Regions from separate parts of the Mus musculus genome. Here regions 1 and 2 are each linked to region 3. The links are chromatin contacts, found by POLR2A ChIA-PET in ENCODE. All regions are on one chromosome and are shown on one strand. Each heading gives the region's core, a stretch centred on a gene start or an enhancer-like site at or near the end of the contact. The rest is flanking DNA. Distances are from core to core; before and after follow the strand shown. Region 1 holds the start of Wdr47 (WD repeat domain 47). Region 2 holds the start of Psma5 (proteasome subunit alpha 5). Region 3 holds the start of Sars (seryl-aminoacyl-tRNA synthetase).

Region 1 (2,934 bases), core at 113-2,612, 150 kb before region 3:
CCCAAAAAAAAGAAGTGGTATTATCTGTGAAAAAGATTTACAGCCCTTTTAAACCTGTATGTTAATTCCTGTGCCATTAACTTTTTATAGCATTCTATGAACTCTCTACAACAAAGGGGGGAAACTAAGTGTCAGGATTTCAACCGATGAATCTGGGTGGAACAAAGACTTCTCCTCTCATTATGCAGTGAGAACCAAGTTGCCAAAAAAAAAAAAAAAAAAAAAAAGCTCCCCTCAGACGACACCCTTCGTAGTTACTAGCTGCATGTCTGGATGTACAGGGGGGAAATCATCAGGTCAAATACTGCCGCTGCCTACTTGGTTCCTACCCCTTTGCCAAAGGCGTCGTCCCAGAGCTAGAGCCCCAATCTTTTTCTCCCCAATACAGCTAAGCAGCTTAACCCTCTGAGTTCCATAACCTCCGGTGTCTTACGCAGGCGTCCCCGGGAACAAATCACGTTCGAAATTCAGTCGATGCCCCTGTCCCCACCCTCCCAGACCCCACAGGACTGCTCCTAACAGCCACTGGCCTGGCGTCAGAAAGGGCAAACCCGGATCCCCCACAAACCCTCAACCCCGCCACTCCCTACCCATTCGCCGGCCAAGGCGAGCAGGGAAAGGGACCAGCGCGCAGCCCTCAGTCTCGCCCCAGCCCAATAGAGGGGCGAGGCAGATGCAGCCCAGTCAGCCCTCCTCGCGCCCCTCAGCAGCGGCGAGGTGGATACTCCATACCAGGGCGAGGGGCATCGCCCAGCCGCCCGAATCAGACTGGCAAGTAGGGGAAGGTGTGGTCCAGCAGTGGCGGCCTGGATAGATTGCCTGGCGGGTCCCAGGTCCTGTCCCCGAGACACCCGGGCCTCGCCCGCATCCCATCTTCTCGCAGTCGCCACCAAAGCCTACCCAAGACACTCCTCCCGGCTGCGAACGCCGCCCAAGGGGCTGTGGGGTCTGCGCCGCATCAGGCTAGTGACAGGTGGCGACGGGTGACCATGGCAACCCACGGTGCACGGCGGCCCGCCCCCGCCTCCTGGAATCCGCTCACCTGAGAGCTCCGGGCGGAGCCGGCAGAAGCGGTGGAGGAAAACGCGGAGGAGAGGCCGGCGGCCAGAGCCCCGAGACAGCCAATTCCAGTCTAAGGCGCGAGCGCGAGGGCGGCGGTCTGGGCTAAGCAGCCCGCACGTCAATCCATCAGCTCGTCAGCCGGTCCTGCTCGCGTCCGCCCCGATCCCGCCTCCGACCGCTCCGCTCCGCGGACTGCGGTTGTCAAGCGCCGCTGGAACGGAGCTCCAGCCGCCAGCTGCAGCCAATCACTGCTCGTCCCTGGAGCCGCCTCAGGACCCCTCCTCGCGAGGCGGCTAGGCAGGTGCCTGAGCAGAAGAGTCGGCTGGGCCAGCCCAGGAGGGTAGGGCGGGGCCTAGAGGCGGGGCCTAACACGGGGGCGGGCAGAATCTAAGACTGACGCCTGGAGGCTCCTGGCCCTCGCCTTCTCTGCTCTTATGGTTTAGGAGATGACTGTAAGGAGAATGTAGGCCCAGAACCTTCGGGTGACGCTATGTTATGTCCCAAAATAGCGTGGACAGGTGTGGTAGTTTGAATGAGAATTGCCCCCATACTCATGCATTTGAATGCTTGTCCCCAGTTACTGGACTGACAGGAAAAGATAAGGATAGCAGTTCTCAACGTATGGGTCCCAACACCTCCTAGGAGGGTAACATATCATATAATTTCAATTCATAGCAGTAACCAACTGGTCTGAAGTAGCAACGAAAATAATTTTATGGCTGGGGGTGAGGAGGCCACCAAAAGATGAGCAACTGTATTAAAGAGTCGCAGCATTAGGAAGGTTGAGAACCACTGGATTAGGTGTGAACAAGTTGGAAGAGATGTCACTGAGGGTGGTCTTGGAGGTTTCAAGAGCCAGTCCTTTCTGGCTTTTTTTTTTTTTTGTAAGATTTATTTATTATATGTAAGTACACTGTAGCTGTCGCCAGACACCCCAGAAGAGGGCATCAGATCTCACTATGGATGGTTGTGAGCCACCATGTGGTTGTCAGGATTTGAACTCAGGACCTCCAAATAGAGCAGTCAGTGTTCTTAACCGCTGAGCCATCTCTCCAGTCCCAAGCCAGCCTTTTCTTCGTTTTATGTCTGGTGCTTGTGGATCACGTGTAAGCTGTTAGCAACTGCTCCAGCATCAGGCCTCCCTGTCTGCTGGCACATTCACTGCCAAGACCGTCATGAACTAACCCTCTGGAACCCTGAGCTAAAAATTAAATGCTGTCTTTTATAAGTTGCCTTGGTCGTGGTGTTTCATCACATCAATAAAAAAAGTAGCTAGGACAACCTGTCTGACACTTCCAAATGTCTTCTGTGCACTGGGTTTGACTCTTAATTCTACTCCAACGATTAACTAATAAAGCTTAAGTGAAATAAATACTCCTTCCTTGCCCTTTTCCGTACTCCATCTCCCTCCATGAAAACCATCCCCTTCCAGGCTCTCCATGTGTAAAGCTAATCCTATCTTGAAGCACTTAACAAGGCTGCTGTTTTGAACTGCCCTTTTATTTACAGTAGTAACCTCACTCCTACACATTTGTGTAGTAGTATTCCCCCAGATACGTACTGCTCAAGGAGCTGAACCTCCAGGAACCTTAGCATAAAGAATCCAGAACTCAGGAGGCAGAGGTAGACTTATGAGAGATTTACCTGGCCTGGTTTACATAATGAGTTCCAGCCAGCAAAGGCTGGGACCTCAAAAACAAACAGACAAAAAATCCAGTTCAAGATAAATGGCCAGGTGAGTCACAGCATTGTGTATGCACATAACATATCCAATAAATAAATACAATACTTTAAAGACCAAGTATGTTGGTGCATGCCTGTAATTCCAGCAGGATAAAGAGTATTGCAGATTGGAGGCCAGTCTGAGCCCAG
Region 2 (3,142 bases), core at 96-2,595, 190 kb after region 3:
GATTAATATGTATGTATATATGTGTATATATAAGTATGTATTGAGCCTGTCAAAATTGTGGCACCTGGAATGACATATATATATTTTGACAGGCTCAATACATACTTGCCAAGAAAAGTAATTTCTCAGTGGTAACCTGGAACTAAGAAAATGTCTGCTTTCCCTAACTTTTAAAGGAACCCAGTGGTTTGCAAAACTGCTCAAAACAGAAACTGAAAGTTACAGTATCTACAGCATTTATGACAGTATTAGTTAGCATTTTCGAGACTTGAAAGTTTTTAGGTTGTCTGCTCTTTTAATAAACACAACCACACAGCTTTGACTTTACAAAACATTTAGCTTTCAACACAACACTAAAATTAACTTGCTTTCAAACCTCCTCTCACATACACACACTTTGGTCAAATGGAATCAGTGTATTAAAACTCTTCTGAGAACCACTGTACATTCAAGTTCCCACAAAACCAGATTGTAGGCAATATATTTATCCGAGCATAGCTGAAAACTGCCTTCGCTCTTCAAAAAAGATTAAAATGTACAGCACAGGACGGATTCCTACAAACTCATCCAATAGTCTCTGGTAGCTTCTATTCAAGGAAACTCCTTTCACTTTTCTTTTTCCTAAGCAGTCAGACTTAGGTTGAAAAGACGGACGCAAGGCTGGTGTCCCCCTAATCTACTCCAGGTTAAAGGTCCCGATCCCTCTCCGCCGCCTGCCCCAAGCAGCCCCAGCCTCTCGCTTCCGCGGGGAGTCAGGATTAGCGGTGACTCAGCGGGACAAGTGCAACGGGTCCGCTGCAGTGTAGCTTGGGGAATCTCGCCGGGCGCCTCGGGAACCAGATTCCCCGGGTCCCGCCAGACTTAGGTTCTCCGGGCGCCCCATGACACTGCAGAACCCAGGCCGCGGCGCGGGCCCCAGGCCCGCCCACCCAAATTTCGACCCTGCTGCTTCCCGCCGTACGAACCTGTCGTACTCGGACCGAGTGAGGAACATGGCGAGGACAGAAGGAGGCGGCAGTGGCTACGCGGGGTTCCCAAAGGCCACACGATTGAAAGCAGCACCCTAATCAACCACACCGCCACAGCACCAAGGACCCTGCAGCCGTCTGCGCGTGCGCACGCGACCTTTTTAGCCCGCCCTCCCGTGCTTCCCTTTTATTGGCTGATTGATATTCTCGCCGCGATGATTGGACTTGACAAGCTTCTTCACCGGACCTGGGTTAACAGGGAGGCGGAACTAGAGAGCACTTCCGCTTTCCGTCACCCTTGGTTGCTACGGGCGCTGGGACTCGAGGCAACCGGTGAGAGTGAACCTCGTCGTCGAGGAGTGAGCACGCCGCGCTTTGGATGGCTGCAAGACTTGGCCTGATGACTGGGTTGTCGGAATCGTGACGTAAGTCTCGCCAGCTCGCGTAAATGCAGCCGGGGGACACCGGTCTCTTACTTCGCGCTCGCCTGCCCAGCTCTTCGCTGTCTTCCCGGCTCGGTGGCAGCCGGAACTAGGTTTGCTGAGGACTTTTTGACTTGGGTAGAGAAATGTGTGCGCCTCTACCAGCGTGCCCGGCAGTTCTGCCAGCCGGGCTTGTTGAAAAAAAAAGTTTTAAAAGTTGATAGGTTCTAATCAGCAAGAACGTTTTTCAATTTCTTGCATAGGTACGATTATTTTATCAAGTCTTTCCTGGATTCGTACACATCACCACCACCACCCTAACTATCCAAGTTTCAGACCCAGACCTGGAGTTCAGTATCGGAGCTTCAGATTAGTCACTGCTTTTAAGGACCTTAATTTGTGTATGTGCTTCTTGTTTTCTCTTCCTAAGGGTAGAAGAGCAACTTGAGCTTTTTTTTTTTTTAAGAAACATTGTAAATGAATCATTTATCAAAGAAAGTTAGGTGGTTAAGAAGTCCTGACTCGGGCTGGAGAGATGGCTCAGGGGTTAAGAGCACTGGCTGTTCTTCAGAAGGTCCTGAGTTCAAATCCCAGCAACCACATGGTGGCTCACAACCATCCTGAATGAGATCTGACTTCCTCTTCTGGTGTGTCTGAAGACAGCTACGATGTACTTACATAAAATAAATAAATAAATCTTTAAAAACAAACAAAAAAAACAAAAAAAAAAAGAAGAAGTCCTGACTCTCTAGGAATGTAACTCGGTGACAGAGTACTTTCATAGCATGCATGAACCTCTGCCCAGGCTTGGCGGGGGTGGGGTGTGAGGTGGTCAGAGTACAAAGTTTCAGGTAAGATTAATACCTAATGGAGATATATGATACACCAGGATGACTAGAGTTAATATCTTACACTTGAAATTTTTCTAAGAAGGTAGATTTTAATCACTACCAAAAAAGGCAAATGTTAGTGAAAGTTAACTTAATCGTGATATATACCTATATCAAAACATAATTCTGGTGGCTGGAGAGATAGCTTAGCACCTGATTCCCTTCTAGATGCCCACATTTGGTTCTCAGCGTCCTAGTCAGGCTGCACATAACTACCCTTTATTCTAGCTCTAGGGGATCCACTGCCTTTTTCTGCTCTCTGCTGGCCCCTATATATGTGTCACACATAACACACACACACAAACACACACACACACACACACACACATTGAAAAGTCTTTTTAAAAATACCATTCTGGGTTGGGTGTGATAGTTCCTTTAATCCCAGCACTCAGGAGGCAGGGAATCTCTAAGTTCAAGACCAGCCTGGTATACCAAGTGAGTTCCAGGCTAGCCAGGGCTATGTAGAGAGACCCTGTCTCAAAAGTAATATTTTTAAACATCATTTTTTATAATGTAAATGTAAGCAACTACTGTTTGTCAATTATACCTTCATGAAGGAGAAGGAATAGGAGGGAGGGAGAGGCCGTGTAATGAGCCATATTTGTCTGAAAGGGAAAGCTAGTTCTCTGTTTTGCTTTTAGTGAAAGTACTTACTTTTAGCCTACTCCGCCTTGAAACCATGTAGCTTAGGTTGTCCTAGAACTCCAGGCCATTTTCCTGTCTCAGCCTCCCAAATTCTGGGGTTATAGGTAGGCAACACCAAATGTAACTCTAGCTGATTGTGGGTTAAAAAAAAAAAAAGGAAAGCTTATTTTCTTTCAACCTCTGAGTTCAGTGAGAGACTGTATATCAAAAAAAT
Region 3 (2,795 bases), core at 93-2,592:
TTCTTTTTAGGAGAAGACACAGGAAGGGGAGAGCAGGTTTGTGGGTTCCGTGTTAGTTAATGTTTTCTACTGTGTGAGAGCAGTAGGTTTTTGGTTTGGTTGTATGTGTGTTTGGTTTTTGAGACAGATTCTCACTACACAGCTCTGGCTGGCTTGGAGTTCGGTATTTAGAACAGGCTGGCCTTGACTTTACAGAGCTCTCTACCTCCGATGTGATATAAAAGGCACCTACTACTAAGCCTGACTAGGTTTGGGTTTTTTGGAGACATGCTGGCCCTGAACTCATGCACCCGCTGCTCCCACTCACAAGGGATGCACATGGACATGCACTACCACATCTGGCCAAGAGAGGTAATTTCAAATGAGGTCTTCTCACTTTAAGAGTAACAGGTGTGTGTAGGTTGGGCTTGGTGGCACACCCCTTTGATACCAGAGACTCCCCAGGAAGAGGCAGGCATCTCTGTCTGAAGCCAGCCTGGTCTACATAGTGAGCTCCAGGACAGCCAGGCCTATAGATTCTATCTCAACAAACAAAACAAACAAACAGACAAAAAGAATAACTTGAACGTGTTGATAGAATAGCCTGGCAATGCTCAAATTACATAAACATAGAATAGTTTCAATCGTAAATATAAGCTACAACTTCTTGCAAAGGTCTATTGGATTTGGGTGAGGGATATGTGAGAAGAGAGGTGTGCTCATCTCATGGACTGTCTTCTGACACCCAACCCTTCTTCCCCTGGTTTTCAACACAAAACTGTAGCCAAAGCTGCAGGAGACCGGGAGGGGACAAGCTCAGATTATCCTGCCTCCTAGCCTCCCTCCAGTGTCTCTGTTTATTAAGTCCATCAGGGTCTCTAACCTTGTCCTTTTATCTCAGGGGGGCTTGGCAAAGGTTTGTTGCGGGAGGAAGGGGGTAGGGCTAGTATAAAAAGAAAAATAAAGGATGAAATGGCACACATCTTTAATCCCAACATTTTGTTTGAGGCTGGCCAGGTTTACATAGTTGCTAGTCAGAGCTACACTGTGAGACCCTGTATCAAAACAAAAAGCCCCAGGGCTCGAGAATCTTGAGGGTAGGTAACTGGGTGTGTGCTCTGTAATCAAGATAGAGGAAAACTGGCATCTGCAAAGTGCATTGTCTTCCAAGTCAGCTTCGGTCCACACCGAGATACTCCCTTCAACCAGAGGAACCTGAGGCATTCACGATTTCAGTGGGGGGCGATCAGAAGGCCTTTCAGTAAGGAGTTCAGCAGAGAAACAACCCGCATAAGGCTACCACGCCCTTTTCACTTCTCACCACTCCCTCTGGACCCTGCCTAACACTGCGGCTTCCGGCGAGCTAGGCGCCGCCCCCTCCCGGGCTGCCGGGTGCCTGCGCAGTGAGACCAGGTCAGCGCGCAGGCGCAGTGCATCGTCCACCCGCCGCTTACAGTCCTCTCTTAGTGTTAACTGGTGAGGTAGAAGGATGGTGCTGGACCTGGATTTGTTTCGGGTGGATAAAGGAGGGGACCCAGCCCTCATTCGAGAGACGCAGGAGAAGCGCTTCAAGGACCCGGGGCTGGTGGACCAGCTGGTGAAAGCAGACAGTGAGTGGCGACGATGTAAGTACCAGGAGCTCGCAGTATCCCTTGAATCCCTCATGGCTTCAGAGGTCACAGCTTACAGCTTTTGTCAGATGCTCCCGCGACTGGCCGGCTCTACCGGCTTGTCCGTAGAACAAGCTGGGAACCGGGCTTGTCCCCCTCTCCCTGCAGCTCCCGCGGCCTGGGTCCCTCCCCGCGCGTGCTCTATGCTGACTGCCGCCAGTGCTTTAGGAAGGAGCTGCACGCACGCACGCGCAGGGAGAGCTGTCAGGCCCTTGCGTAGCTACAGCAAGCCAGAGCTGGAGTTTTACTTGGGGGGCGGGCTGGGAATTAATTTTCTATACATTTTGGTCATTCTCAGTGTTTTATTCGTCTTTAGCAAACCCAGCGTAGTCCTCCGGGTTTTGCAGGGATCAAAGGCTGCTCTCTCAGACTGAGTGACTTCTGCAGCACCCTAGGATTACTCCACCCCAGTCGAACCATCTGGGGACTTTGGAGGCTACTCTTGACTAAATGCAGTGACCCTGAAATTTGGGGTGGCCACTTCTCCAACCCTGAAGGCATACCTTTAAGAATCAGGCTTTTCCGTGCTAGATCAGATAGGACGGAGGGGTGCTGTAAGGCAAGAAAAAGCTTGTAATTACTGAGGATGGTTGTGATTTGTGGTAGTTTTCTGGAAAAGACGTTGGCAGCGTAGAAGTGACCCATCGTCATTCAGGAAATTAAAAGAAGCTCTAGAATCCTCTGCCTCCCAAGTGATCACCTGGCAGACCGGATGTTGTCAGTGGCATGTGACTCGGGTAGTCTGATGCAATAGGTCTGCAACCAGCTGAGAACCTGGTTTATAAGAGCACTGCTAAGGCAATCCCACGATCCAAGAGTGTCTCCCTCCTACTCCCACCCTCCAAAATAAACAGGATTTCTTTCTCTCTGTAGCCCTGGCTATCCTGGAACTTGCTCTGTAGACCAGGCTGGCCTTGAACTCAGAGATCCACTTGCCTCTGCTTCGAGAGTGATCAAGGGTGTGTGCCACCATACCCATAGGGGTGTTTTGTGGACATGATTTTACTGTTAAAAAGCTTCTTTGGTATCAAAACATATTTGCTTAGCTGACAGTTGTGTACCTGTTCTGTATGTCTCAGGTACTCTAATAGGGTAATTTGTCAGAGTTTACACTTGGACCAAAAGTTTTGAATTGGTCTAAACTGA

The links. ChIA-PET counts read pairs that join two places held with the same protein, here RNA polymerase II (POLR2A).
Region 1: POLR2A ChIA-PET joins it to region 3 with 34 read pairs in Patski. The contact joins the promoter of Wdr47 here to the promoter of Sars in region 3. POLR2A ChIA-PET finds 5 or more read pairs at or near these places in 4 of 5 experiments (Patski and embryonic stem cell).
Region 2: POLR2A ChIA-PET joins it to region 3 with 25 read pairs in embryonic stem cell. The contact joins the promoter of Psma5 here to the promoter of Sars in region 3. POLR2A ChIA-PET finds 5 or more read pairs at or near these places in 5 of 5 experiments (Patski and embryonic stem cell).

Annotation. Positions count from the first base shown.
Region 1 is chr3:108,589,706-108,592,639 of GRCm38, reverse strand. It overlaps Wdr47 (WD repeat domain 47), which reads right to left and starts at 1,362. Exons shown (of 15, transcript NM_181400.3): 1 at 1,043-1,362.
Region 2 is chr3:108,255,129-108,258,270 of GRCm38, reverse strand. Psma5 (proteasome subunit alpha 5) reads right to left here and starts at 1,345. Exons shown (of 9, transcript NM_011967.3): 1 at 966-1,345. The coding sequence starts at 994.
Region 3 is chr3:108,443,806-108,446,600 of GRCm38, reverse strand. It overlaps Sars (seryl-aminoacyl-tRNA synthetase), which reads left to right and starts at 1,342. Exons shown (of 11, transcript NM_001204979.1): 1 at 1,342-1,604. The coding sequence starts at 1,469.